Linked DNA regions of Homo sapiens: region 2 is linked to region 1. Evidence: chromatin contacts called from ENCODE Hi-C data. All regions are on one chromosome and are shown on one strand. The core of a region is the stretch at or near the end of the contact, and the rest is flanking DNA. Distances in the headings are between cores, read along the strand shown. Region 1 has its middle 130 kb from the start of LINC01894. Region 2 has its middle 170 kb from the start of ZNF521.

Region 1 (5,595 bases), core at 1,619-4,118:
TGCATGTTTTCAGTTAATGAAGGATTGCAGTGTGCCTGCAAGCTTTGTTTGAAAGTGCCATGAAATGGAGGAAAAAATTAGCACCCAGAAGGAAATAATTGTTGCTCTGGATAAGTTTGATCAATGAGGGAAAGGAATAAAGAGATTGTAAATGACATTTAAAGTCTTTAGTATGAGATGCTCTTGAGTAAGCACAACACTGCAGCTAAGGTTAGCAATGAATTAGTTAACACAACAGAAGAACAGAGTCTGACTCTACAGACTGAACCAGAATTTCAATTTTCAGCTCAGTTGGCAGTAGAAGTGAGGCTGACAAGGGGGCTTGGCATAAATCATAAATTCCAAGATATTGTTCTATTGCCTTCTAGGGGGTTGGGTAGGCCACAGTTGACATATAGATTTGAGGTTCAGAATCTAGTTATGGTGTTTATAGAGAAAAGAAAGACAGACATAAGTTGGAGGGTACAAATTCCACAGGAAATTCAAGATAACTAACCAAATGAAGGATCTTCTGATTGAAGAGAAATGGACAAAATTGGATTCCAGATTTAGTTCTAAAAGTAGGTGATTAGGAAACAATCTGAATGAAGTATTAAATTCAACATGTCATAAATTTTTGGTTGATGATCAGTTTGAGTTTATTAGGTAGATCAGAACAAAAGGACATAAGTGCAAATCGAAGGGGAATGCATGTATGTAAAAGAAATTTAAAGAGATATTTTATGAAGAAAGTGGTGACATTTAGGATGAATCTAATAATGACATGGTTTTTTTTTAAATCAAAAAGAGTATAAGTGGTTACACTTATGAAAGAAACTCCCTGAATCTCAATGGCAGTATATGATGATTAAGGAAAGAAAATAGTGAGTTTATTTTAAACTGCAGAATCCCAAGCTAAATTTGCCACCTCCATGTTCACCAGAGCAAGGATGGGGGAACAGCTTAGAAACACCTTCTGTTTTATGGCTCCTAGCTCTTAAAGCCTTACTTTGCAAAGTGTTGTCCTATGGTACAGCAACATCAATATCAACTGGTAGCTTGTTGGAAATGCAGAATATTAGGCCCCACTCTAGACCTATGGAATCATAACCTGCATTTAACAAGATCCCCAGGCAATCTGTGTGTACGTTAAAGTTTAAAACGCACAGGTCTAAAGCATTTCAGCTACTGCTCTCCCTCCAAGATGGGATTCCAATAGGCTTGGATTTGAATTCTGGCTTTCCCACTTACTAGGCAATCTTGGTTAAATTATTTAATCTCTGAATCTCAATCTCTTTATCTGGGAATGATGATAACACTACCTACTTTGAAAGGCATGAAATTACCATGAAAAGAAATGAGTGTCATGGTTGGCAGCCCAGACTCTGAAACCCAGCAGTCTGACCGAAACACTGGTTCTGTCACTCGCTAGCTACATAATTTTGGGGCAAGTCATTAACTTCACTGAGCCATGGTTTTCTCATCTGTAAAGAGCAGGTAAAAATAGTACCTATATTATAGGGTTGTCATGGGGTTAATATTACATGTAGACCTCATAAAATAAGCCTGGCACCTAGCATAGATATATGATGATAGGTAGATAGATGGATAGATAGATAGATAGATAGATAGATAGATAGATAGATAGATGTGCTATATAGGCACTGGTTAGTATTATTGTTACAAATGCAGTGCTAGGCATACAACTGGTTTTCAACAAATATCTATTCTCAGTAGTATTGCTTGCCCTCAAAATGGCTTCTTATGCTCATGCTTTTAATCCCAGTGTTCTGGGAGGTCGAGGTGGGAGGATCGCTTGAGGCCAGTAATTCAAGACCAGCCTGGGCAACATAGCAAGACCTCCTTCCTACAAAAAGCTAAAAAATTAATTTAAAAAAATTAAAAACTTTTCTCCAGGTGTGGTGGCACATGCCTGTAGTCCCAGCTACGTGGGAGGCTGAGGCCAGAGGATCCCTTGAGCCCCAGAGTTCAAGGTTACAGTGAGGTATGTTAGTGCCACTGCACTCCAGCCTGGGTGACAGAGCGAGACACTATCTCTAAAACAACAACAACAACAATAATGGCTTATTGTTATAGAAGCAGTTAGATTAAGGAAAATAGATGGAGAGCAATAAATTCAAGATTTAAGTAATTACAGGTTTGTAGTAGTGTTTGCCTTTAACTTCTAATAGAATAATAATGTTTTTTGGCAAAACATATAAGAATACAGTTGACTCACTTGGCTTCACAAGCAAGTTGGAAAATAGGGCAAGTTAATATACACTTTATTAAAAAACAAAAACAAAAACAAAAAAACAAACTCTTCTAAACAAAACAAAAGGGCTTTCCCCTCACCAAATCCTAACCCCTTTTCATCTGAATGAACTTCTTTTTGTCTTGGCAAATTGAATTTCCCTAATGCAATCTCCATTTCTTTAAGCCTGCATTTCTCTGTCTGTATAGGCACTGAGAGAACAATCAAAATCTCGGGAAGGGCAGGGTTGATACTAACTTAGTTTTCTCTTTCTTTCCCCCTTAGCCTCCCATGACCTCCTTCCAGGAATCTTAATTCACACCCGCTCCCTCTAGCTAGTTTCTCAAAACCTCTTCTTGGAAGTCTGGCCGCCCCCTCCTTCCTTGTGACCTGGTTTCTGGCTCCAAGTCTCCCCCTGACCCCTGATCAACCCCTTTCACTTTCACAGCATCATTTCTGAGACTTGAGGTCGCCAAGGACGATAGCTTCCAATTCCACTGCCTTTTACCAGCCTGTGCAACCCTGAAATAATTTGCCTCGAAACCAATTCTTGGAGAGAGAAACCTGGTCAGACAAATGAGGGATTGTATTGTATTTCGTTCTTGCAAGCGAGCGCCCGCGGCAACATCTGTTTGTAGCAACAAGATTGGGATGTTGTTTTGTGCTTCTTCGTTGCCCATTCCGGTCCTTTCCCGGGTGTATTGTCTTCCCCGGAGGGGTCACCTCGCAGGGTTCTCTCAGCAGTCTGGACTTCCATACTAAGAAACTCGTAACTAATTACCACGACTTCAATTCTTAACTTGACCAGCTGTGTCTAAGAAAGGAAACCCTGGTCTCTCCCAGTGCTGCAGGATCTATAATTCATCCTCCGTAAAAAAAGTCAATATTGGAGCAAAAATGACATTTAAAAATCATAAAATAAGTAGTCTGGTATTTACCTAAGATGTTCTTTTCTTCCCTTTGCTTTATAGACCATGTACTGTATTGTTTATTTTCTTTGGGGCACTGTGTGTGTTTGTGAGACAGAAACAGGTAGAGAGATGGTTCTCCTGTTTCCAGTGACTTCTGGATAAGGGACAAAACAAGACCACTGAGAAAAGATAATGGAACAGCACAGGAAGAGCCTCTGCGGACACTCTCCTTGCAATTGTGATCTTGTGAAATGGTTAACTTTAAGGACTGAGCTGTGCAATTTAGCTTTTTTCTTGATTCTAAAATTGAGCTGTAAATTTTTATAGCTTTACAGATTAAAGAAAGATTAAAACCACAAAGCACGCATTAATTACAAACAGCTCACCAGGGGCAAATATATTTGTATCCCTCATCAGGGTGGTGCGAACACTCCAGTTTCTCCTCGAATCAGGGAGGCTTCTTCCCCTCCCCACACAACAGTGGCCCCATCAGAAGACGCTCAACAGACTGGGAATAGGAAAGCAAGAGACAGGCTTCCTTACCGCAGGCAAAGTCGGCTTCAAAGACTCCTCTAGGCCTCTGTGCCAAAAGCCTAGATTGATTCCACCCACCATTCAGAGTAGGGAAAATATTTTTAAAGTCATGACCTCCCTGGTAGGCTCAGACAGCAGATAAACAAAGGAGACTAGACCCTTTCCTCGGTCATAATAGTTAGGCATACCCGGGTTGGCCTCCTATGGAAAAATCTTTATCAATGAGCTGAGAGAGGAAGTGGTCAGAACAGGGAAACATAGGTCAGCAATGCTAAACTGGTTAGGAGATCCCTAAAGAAAGAAAGAAAGAAGAGAAACCGGGATAGATTTAACTGTTGGGCAATTGCAAGGATGTTGGAGAATTCAACATAATTTCCTTTTGTTCAACAAGGATTTGCTGAGCCTTGTGCTAAGCAGATAGCAGGCCAAATTTCACTGTGCTAGAAGCAAGATAGGACTGGTAGGAAGAACAGTACACTTATTCATGTACTCTGAAAACTTTCCGGTCATTTAATATTAACTTTAGGAAGTGTATACCTGTGCATGCCTGTGTGCATGCGTACGTGTGTGTGTGTGTGTGTGTAGCCCTTTGCTAAGTAAAAATATATAATAGCAAAACTCCAGGCCCTATTGCCATAATGGGCGATTTAACAGTACGGCATGGGAAATAATCAAATAATAACTCTCAGTGTGTTCATTCAAGTGACCAAATGAAAGATGGGGGAGATTATAGAACACAACAAAATACTGAGATTTTATTCTATCATATTAACTTATTACTTATTTATTTTGAATAATTTATTAAAAGATGGATAATATATGGACAACCTTAGAGATTTTAAATATGGATTTGGAACCTCAGCCTCATAGGGTAGTTGTGAGATACACACAAGAAGCACTCAGGAAATTCTCGGCACTATGACTCTCTCAATAAAGTTAAAACTCTCCATATGGCTCACCCAGAAAATACTCTTCAAGTTCAGTCTGTGGGAAGCTAAAACCACTGGAATAAGCAGCATCCTCTCTTTCCCCACACATTTGACAACAAACTAGTTATCACTAAAGATTTTAAATATACTGAAGGGAAAAACAAAATTGAGAATGTTCTATTTATGAATCTGACTGTATTTATTAATTTTGAAGCACAAAATGTAGCTCATCAGGCTCCGTTGTTCTCCAAAACTTAATAAGAGTAGTTAAAATTTATTGTGTGCTTATGAAATGCCGGGTAGTATGGTAAGCCCTGTACATGCATGATGTTAATTAATCCTCAAATCCCTTATGAGGAAGATTCTATTTCCATCCCCATTTTACAGATGCTGAGACTGAGGTTAAGTTAAATCCCCAAGGTTACATCGCTAGTCAGTGGCGGAGCTCAAATTCTAACTCCGACTTTGGGCCTGGAGCCCTTAACTGCTAAGCCTGCTGCCTTTCCAAACAGTCTGAGAACCATTGCCCAAAAGTGAATTAATTCTAGTGAGGGAAAGGAGAATTTATTCAGGTAACATTCACCCTGAAAGTTACCCTTTTTTTTTTTTTTTGCCAAAATACAGGGTGATTCATTTTTAGCTAAGATCTTAAACCAGACATCTTTCCTCCTGCATATCTTATCTCATCATAGCCTCACAGCAACCCTCTGAAGGAATTATTACCCCCATTTTGCAGATGAGGAAATTGTCCAAATGATTTGTCTAAGGTTACATGGCCAGTAAACGGTAGAGCCAGGATTTGCTACTTGGCCAATGTGAAGTGAATGCCACATGTAACTCCACCAAAACTGATGGTGCCAACAGCATTGATGCTTCTGTCCCCTCAGGCTTCCAGCTGGCTTCAGCTAATGAGGAACAGAATCCTAGGAGAGAGGAGAACGAGGTTGGGCTCTCTCCCTGTACGTCTGTTTCTTGGTTTGGTTCCTTG
Region 2 (5,595 bases), core at 982-3,481, 660 kb before region 1:
ACACATAGCTAGTCTTCAATTAAATAGGAGATTAGGATAATTCAGTTCTGTATCAACAGGTTAAAGCAGTTATTAAGCAGCATGAAATACAGGTAAAAACAACTCTTTCAACCTTTTGAAAACTTTAATGTCTATCACTTTGTATGCAAAAAACAATTTTTTTTTTCATAACTTAGATAACCCAAGACAACCTGGCCTTTTGCTATGCAGGCCTATGTCATCTAGTGAAGAGTTGAGTCCACCAGCAGTTCTTCATTGAGGCAAAAGAAGAAAACAAACAAAAACAACAACAAATAAATCCGACTTTTAGCAAACCATCTCAAAATATTGCAACATACAAGAACATCAAAGAAACAAACAAAAATAATAATAATAATAATGCTTCCTTGGCTGACATGGAAATGTTTACTAGTCACTAGCATGATAGACCGTGCATGACCCAGGTCTTCGATTTGATTGTCAGTGGTAGATAATTAGCTTAGAATTCCCAGCAAAGGCAGGGTGCAGTGGGTTACTCCTGTAACCCACACTGGCTTTGCCTCCCTCTTTAATGAACCCTCAACTGATTCCTCAAGCCCACAATATTCCCTCCCAGCTGATTCCTTCAGCAGATGAGTTCTGATTCAAAGATGGTTTTGTTGCAAATCAGCTAGTTTAAGTAAAAGAGGTTTATCATAAGGACAGATAAGAAGCAGGACATATTTTTGGATCTCATCAACGGAGTCCTTGCATTTTATTTATTATTCTTATGGTAGCCTGACTCAGCATCCAACTTCCTTAATGCCTGTGTTACTAGTTTAAGTTCTTGAAAAAGTCACTGTGATTGGCCATGCAATGGATTGGCTGCACCTGTGTTGGTAACGAACCTCGCCCATCAGCTGTGGCTGGCTGTCTAGCTGGGATTAAAGAAACTGTTGTTTTGGAGTCTGGAAAATTAGGAAAATCTACTCTCTTCGGGCTAGACTGTATTAATATTTCTTTACTTTCAACAAGATGGAAATTTCAGTAGAGCAAGAAACAAGTCAAGCAATCACATACCCCTATGTTCCCTATCAATTGCAGCATCCTGGAGGCAAATCCAGGACAAGGCGGGCAAATCAGTTGATGCCAGGAGTTCTAGACCAGCCTGGCCAACATGATGAAACCCTGTCTCTACTAAAAATACAAAATAAAAATTAGCCAGATGTGGCCGGGCACGGTGGCTCACACCTGTAATCCCACCAGCACTTTAGGAGGCCGAGGTGGGTGGATTACGAGGTCAGGAGATCGAGACCATCCTGGCTAACACGGTGAAACCCCGTCTCTATTAAAAATACAAAAAAATTAGCTGGGCGTGGTGGCGGGTGCCTGTAGTCCCAGCTGCTCAGGAGGCTGAGGCAGGAGAATGGCATGAACCCGGGAGGCGGAGCTTGCAGTGAGCCGAGATTGCGCCACTGCACTCCAGCCTGGGCAACAGAGCGAGACTCTGTCTCAAAAAACAAACAAACAAACAAAAAATTAGCCAGACATGGTGATGTGTGTCTGTAGTCCCATCTCCTCAAGAGGCTGAGGTAGGAGAATTGCTTGAACCCAGGAGGTGGAGGTTGCAGTGAGCCAAGGTCCCACCACTGCACCCCAGCTTGTGCAACAAAGTGAGACTCCATCTCAAAATAATAGTCATAATAAATAAAGAATAAAAATAAAAAATAGAATTCACAGCAAATACTTTTATTTTGTCCACCTGCTGTAACTGAAATGGCAAAGGACTTCCTAAGGCAGGGCTGTTCTCAAATCCATAGTCTAGTTGTACAGACAATATCTGAACTTGAATAAGTCCCTTACAATGTTTGGACTTTACCTCTCAATACATAAATAGAGGTAGTAATATGTCATCTGGACAATACAGGCAATAATAGCCATCCAAAGATTAATAACAGGATTATTGCAAGGATTAAATAATGTGATGTGAATACATCCATAAACTGTGAAATGTGATATATTGTTGACGACATTAGTAACATACCTTTTTGTTCATCATTTTCTCATAGGGCAGAAATGGATACAGCATCTAAAACTCTCTTGATCATAAGGAATAATAGTCATTCGGCAATTTCCATAAGAAGAAAAATTCATGACATAGACTATTAGTGAAATGAGGTACCAGTATATAAACTTTTCTTCTCAAAACAACCGTCTTAGGTACATACAGTAGTTCCCCTTTTTCTGCAGTTTCACTTTCCATGGTTTCAGTTACCTAACGTCAACCATGGTCTGAAAATATTACAGTATTTAGAGAGAGACAGAGACCACATTCATGTAACTTTTATTACAGTATATTGTTATAATTGTTCTACTTTATTATTAGTGAGTGTTGTCAACCTTTTACTTTGCCTAATTTATAAATTAAACTTTATCTTAGGTATGTATGCATAGTATAGGGCTTGGTACTATCTGTGGTTTCAGGTATCCACTGGGGATCTTGGGACATATACCCTACTGATAAGGGGGACTACTGTATCACTGTTTATCACCATTTTACAGATCAGGAAACTGAGGTCACACAGCTGGCAAGTGGTAGAGTTGAGACTCAAGCCTTTTCTGGTGCCAAAGCTCCAATCTGTGCTCTTAAGCACAAATGAGCCTGATGACAAATTCTCAGACTGTGACTGAATGAGTGAGAGATGCCAGTTCTTAAACAAACACTGGGGAAAAGTTACCAGTGCAAATGGGGATTAGAAAGGAATCGTTCTTTTCCCTCCTGGATGTTTACACGGGTGGTTCACCCCATTCATGGGCAGGAAAACACAGGAAATCTGGGCTGTGAGTTGTTGGGATCTAAGGGAGCCCATGATTGACTCATGTGTTGTTTCTATACTATGCTTGCCAATTATATTTTTAAACAGCAGCTACTGTTATATACTTCTTTTTCCCTCTCAGGAGTTCACAAACAAGTTTTTAATTTTAAGGTCAAATTGGAGGTCACTCTCAAGGTATGGGAAATTCCATTCCCATGGCTGCGTCTGGACACAATTTCTTTCTCCCGCAGGGCATTGTGGAATGTAGTATCACAGACTGACAGGCAACGTGAGACACAGAACAAGGCTGCAGAAATGCACTTGGTGGGGAACATTTTTCTTCTATTTCAATATTAAAATGGGAAAGTAGAAAATCTGGAAAATAAAAAGTGCTGTCTCTACAAACGTTTGGGGTAGAAAGAAGCATCTCACTTTCACTTACAAAATTAGCTCTTTACTTTCTCAGACGTTATTAAATCTATTATAACCTTTCATCAGCAAATAGTCATGGGAGACTCTGAGTAACACTTGTCCTAGAAAAAGGCATGAAGACACCTGGCTTCTCCAGCTTTATTAGCTCAGCTAGTATTGATGATGATGAAATTAATTCAGATTATTGATATCTTGGCAACAGGAATGTCACCTGAGTATTTTATAAAAAGATGTAGAGGTATACAAATTCTTTCTAACTTCCTGGGAAAAGCAGGGACTAATCAATGCCACCCGATGTTCATCATAACTCTTATAAAGTAACACTCCTGACTTCTGCATAAAGAATTGTCCATTAGCTCAGCGGCCAGGTATCTAGGCAGGGCCAGTGCTCTAATCAGCAGCTTGTACTCTAATTATGGGCTTCTTTGAATACCCGTGATACCTTGTTTAAACTGCTGTCCCCTCTTCGCTTCCATACTGAACGAAAGTTAACGATATAAGCATGCTTGTTGTTGGTTGAGGCATTCAGCCCTGGTAAATAACTCTCTTGATTTTTGCTTTGGGTTCACAGATCTGTGGTGTCATGCCTCGTATAGACATGACTAAGTGACTTTAAAAACCATGGTTGTTGAAATCTGACCCAGGCTAAAAAAAAAATACTTACCAAAAAAAAAAAAATAGCTCAGTGTTCTCTTTGTGAAATGCCAGCTCCAATCTGCATGGAGCCCATGGTAAATTACCCACCTGTTTTCACTTACACAACATTAAAAAACACTTATACATCATTACATTCTTATATCATATTACTGAAAATGAATGCTAACACGATATGAGATAAACAGTGCTAATGAGGTAGAAGGTGGCTCCTATGCTCTCCTGATAGGATGACTATGGCCCTGATCAACTTTTGGTCATTGTATGAGACTCTTTGAATCTTGTTATCTTGACAAAGGGTAGAAAGAGGCTTTTGTTTCCAGCACCTGCTGTTTCTCCACATACTTGGACTACTTCTCAACAAAGTTAAGCTGAATCACTGCAAGACACTGAAACTTTATTAACTCATTGGAAATCAGGTTGATATTTTTTTGTGGACAATGTAGAAATACAGTTACTATGAACACACGAATGCCTTTTTTTTTTAATTTTAAAAGTGTAATTAGGATGTGGCCAGAATATTTATTTCTAATGGGAATAGCTTCTGTTTAGGCTAATAGAATATTCTCAAAACATTCTTGGATTGGGACCATCTTCAGAAAACTAATAGCAGGCCACACTGTACTTTCAACAGTAATTGTCAGCTGCACAAACAAAATCCATACTTTCCTTAAGAGAAAATTATACAATTACCATGGGAACAAAAGCCTCATTTTGTTTAATTTGCTTCATGTTTACCAAAACGTATTGGTTATACCACCAGCTCCACCATCCCCCAACCAAACCCCATGAAAAAATATATTAGAGGACCATCAGAGTTCTGTTTCAGTAAGCTTTGTTTAAACAAGTGCTTTGGTGTGTTTTTTCACTGTCGGAGTAGGTTGCAGGAAGCATGGGTGACTGACCACGAAACATCGTGCCTTGTCTTAGGACTAAGATTCCACCAGATGGCTGGGAAGATGGTCTGCAGGTCCACAGGCTGTAGAAAGAGCAGGATGGCCCTGGCAGATAGGTAGGTTCTGCCTCCTTGAGATATGTATATATATGTATACGTATGTGTGTATGTGTGTGTATATATATGTGTGTGTGTATATATATATGTGTGTGTGTATATATATGTGTGTGTGTGTATATATATATGTTTGTGTGTGCATGTGTGTCTGCGTGTGTGTGAGTGTGCTTGAATCCTATTTTCTTCTTTGAGGGAGCCCCCAAAAATTCATCACCACAGTATCAAGGATTAGAGCAACTGATGAAATTTTGGACTTATTTCATGTTGTTTCTAATTAAAGTGGCCATAGGAATCTCCAGAAGTTATCTGAGAATTAAAAGAAAGTCACTACAAGGTGTAAGCCTCCAGAAGGTTGCAAGTTAGCCTTTACAACACCCTAAATTCCATGATCACTTCCTCTAAAAAGTGCTAGCAGATCCTTTGGTGAGTTCCATCAGGATGGGCTGTTCACGCATTTATGAAAGCATTTACTTGATTCTGCCTAAAATTATGGATTTTTATGTATCCTTCTTACCCACTAGACTATTTATTATGTGCCTACAAAATGTAGGTCAGTGCTAGGTACCCATTAAATATTGGTGGCTGTTGACTGGTGATTCCCTGAAAAAATACCAAAATAACCCATGATCAAGCAAAGCTGAGTCTTAGTAGCATCTCTGAGCAGGAAGGACAAAAGTGAGAAGCATATGAGGTTTTGGGGGTCAGGGGAGTTATGTGGGTGTA

Evidence for each region. Hi-C counts contacts between places; a loop is a spot of excess contacts on that map. Pooled maps may share reads with other maps.
Region 2: a map of endothelial cell of umbilical vein shows a loop between it and region 1 (16-fold over the local background). The contact joins two enhancer-like sites. A Hi-C loop is called at or near these places in 3 of 168 maps with a recorded cell type or tissue (IMR-90, endothelial cell of umbilical vein and heart left ventricle) and 6 of 50 pooled maps.

What each region holds. Positions count from the first base shown.
Region 1 is chr18:24,859,669-24,865,263 of GRCh38, reverse strand. No RefSeq gene overlaps it. Among named protein-coding and RNA genes, the nearest start is that of LINC01894, 130 kb to the left of the region's middle. RefSeq lists an enhancer at 2,228-2,729. Within about 2 kb of position 2,868, at least 2 of the 41 ENCODE cell types and tissues checked have a DNase peak (open chromatin) inside an H3K27ac peak, as active enhancers do; they include endothelial cell of umbilical vein, where a contact is called at or near this core.
Region 2 is chr18:25,515,512-25,521,106 of GRCh38, reverse strand. No RefSeq gene overlaps it. Among named protein-coding and RNA genes, the nearest start is that of ZNF521, 170 kb to the right of the region's middle. RefSeq lists an enhancer at 2,125-2,294. Within about 2 kb of position 2,231, at least 3 of the 41 ENCODE cell types and tissues checked have a DNase peak (open chromatin) inside an H3K27ac peak, as active enhancers do; they include endothelial cell of umbilical vein, where a contact is called at or near this core.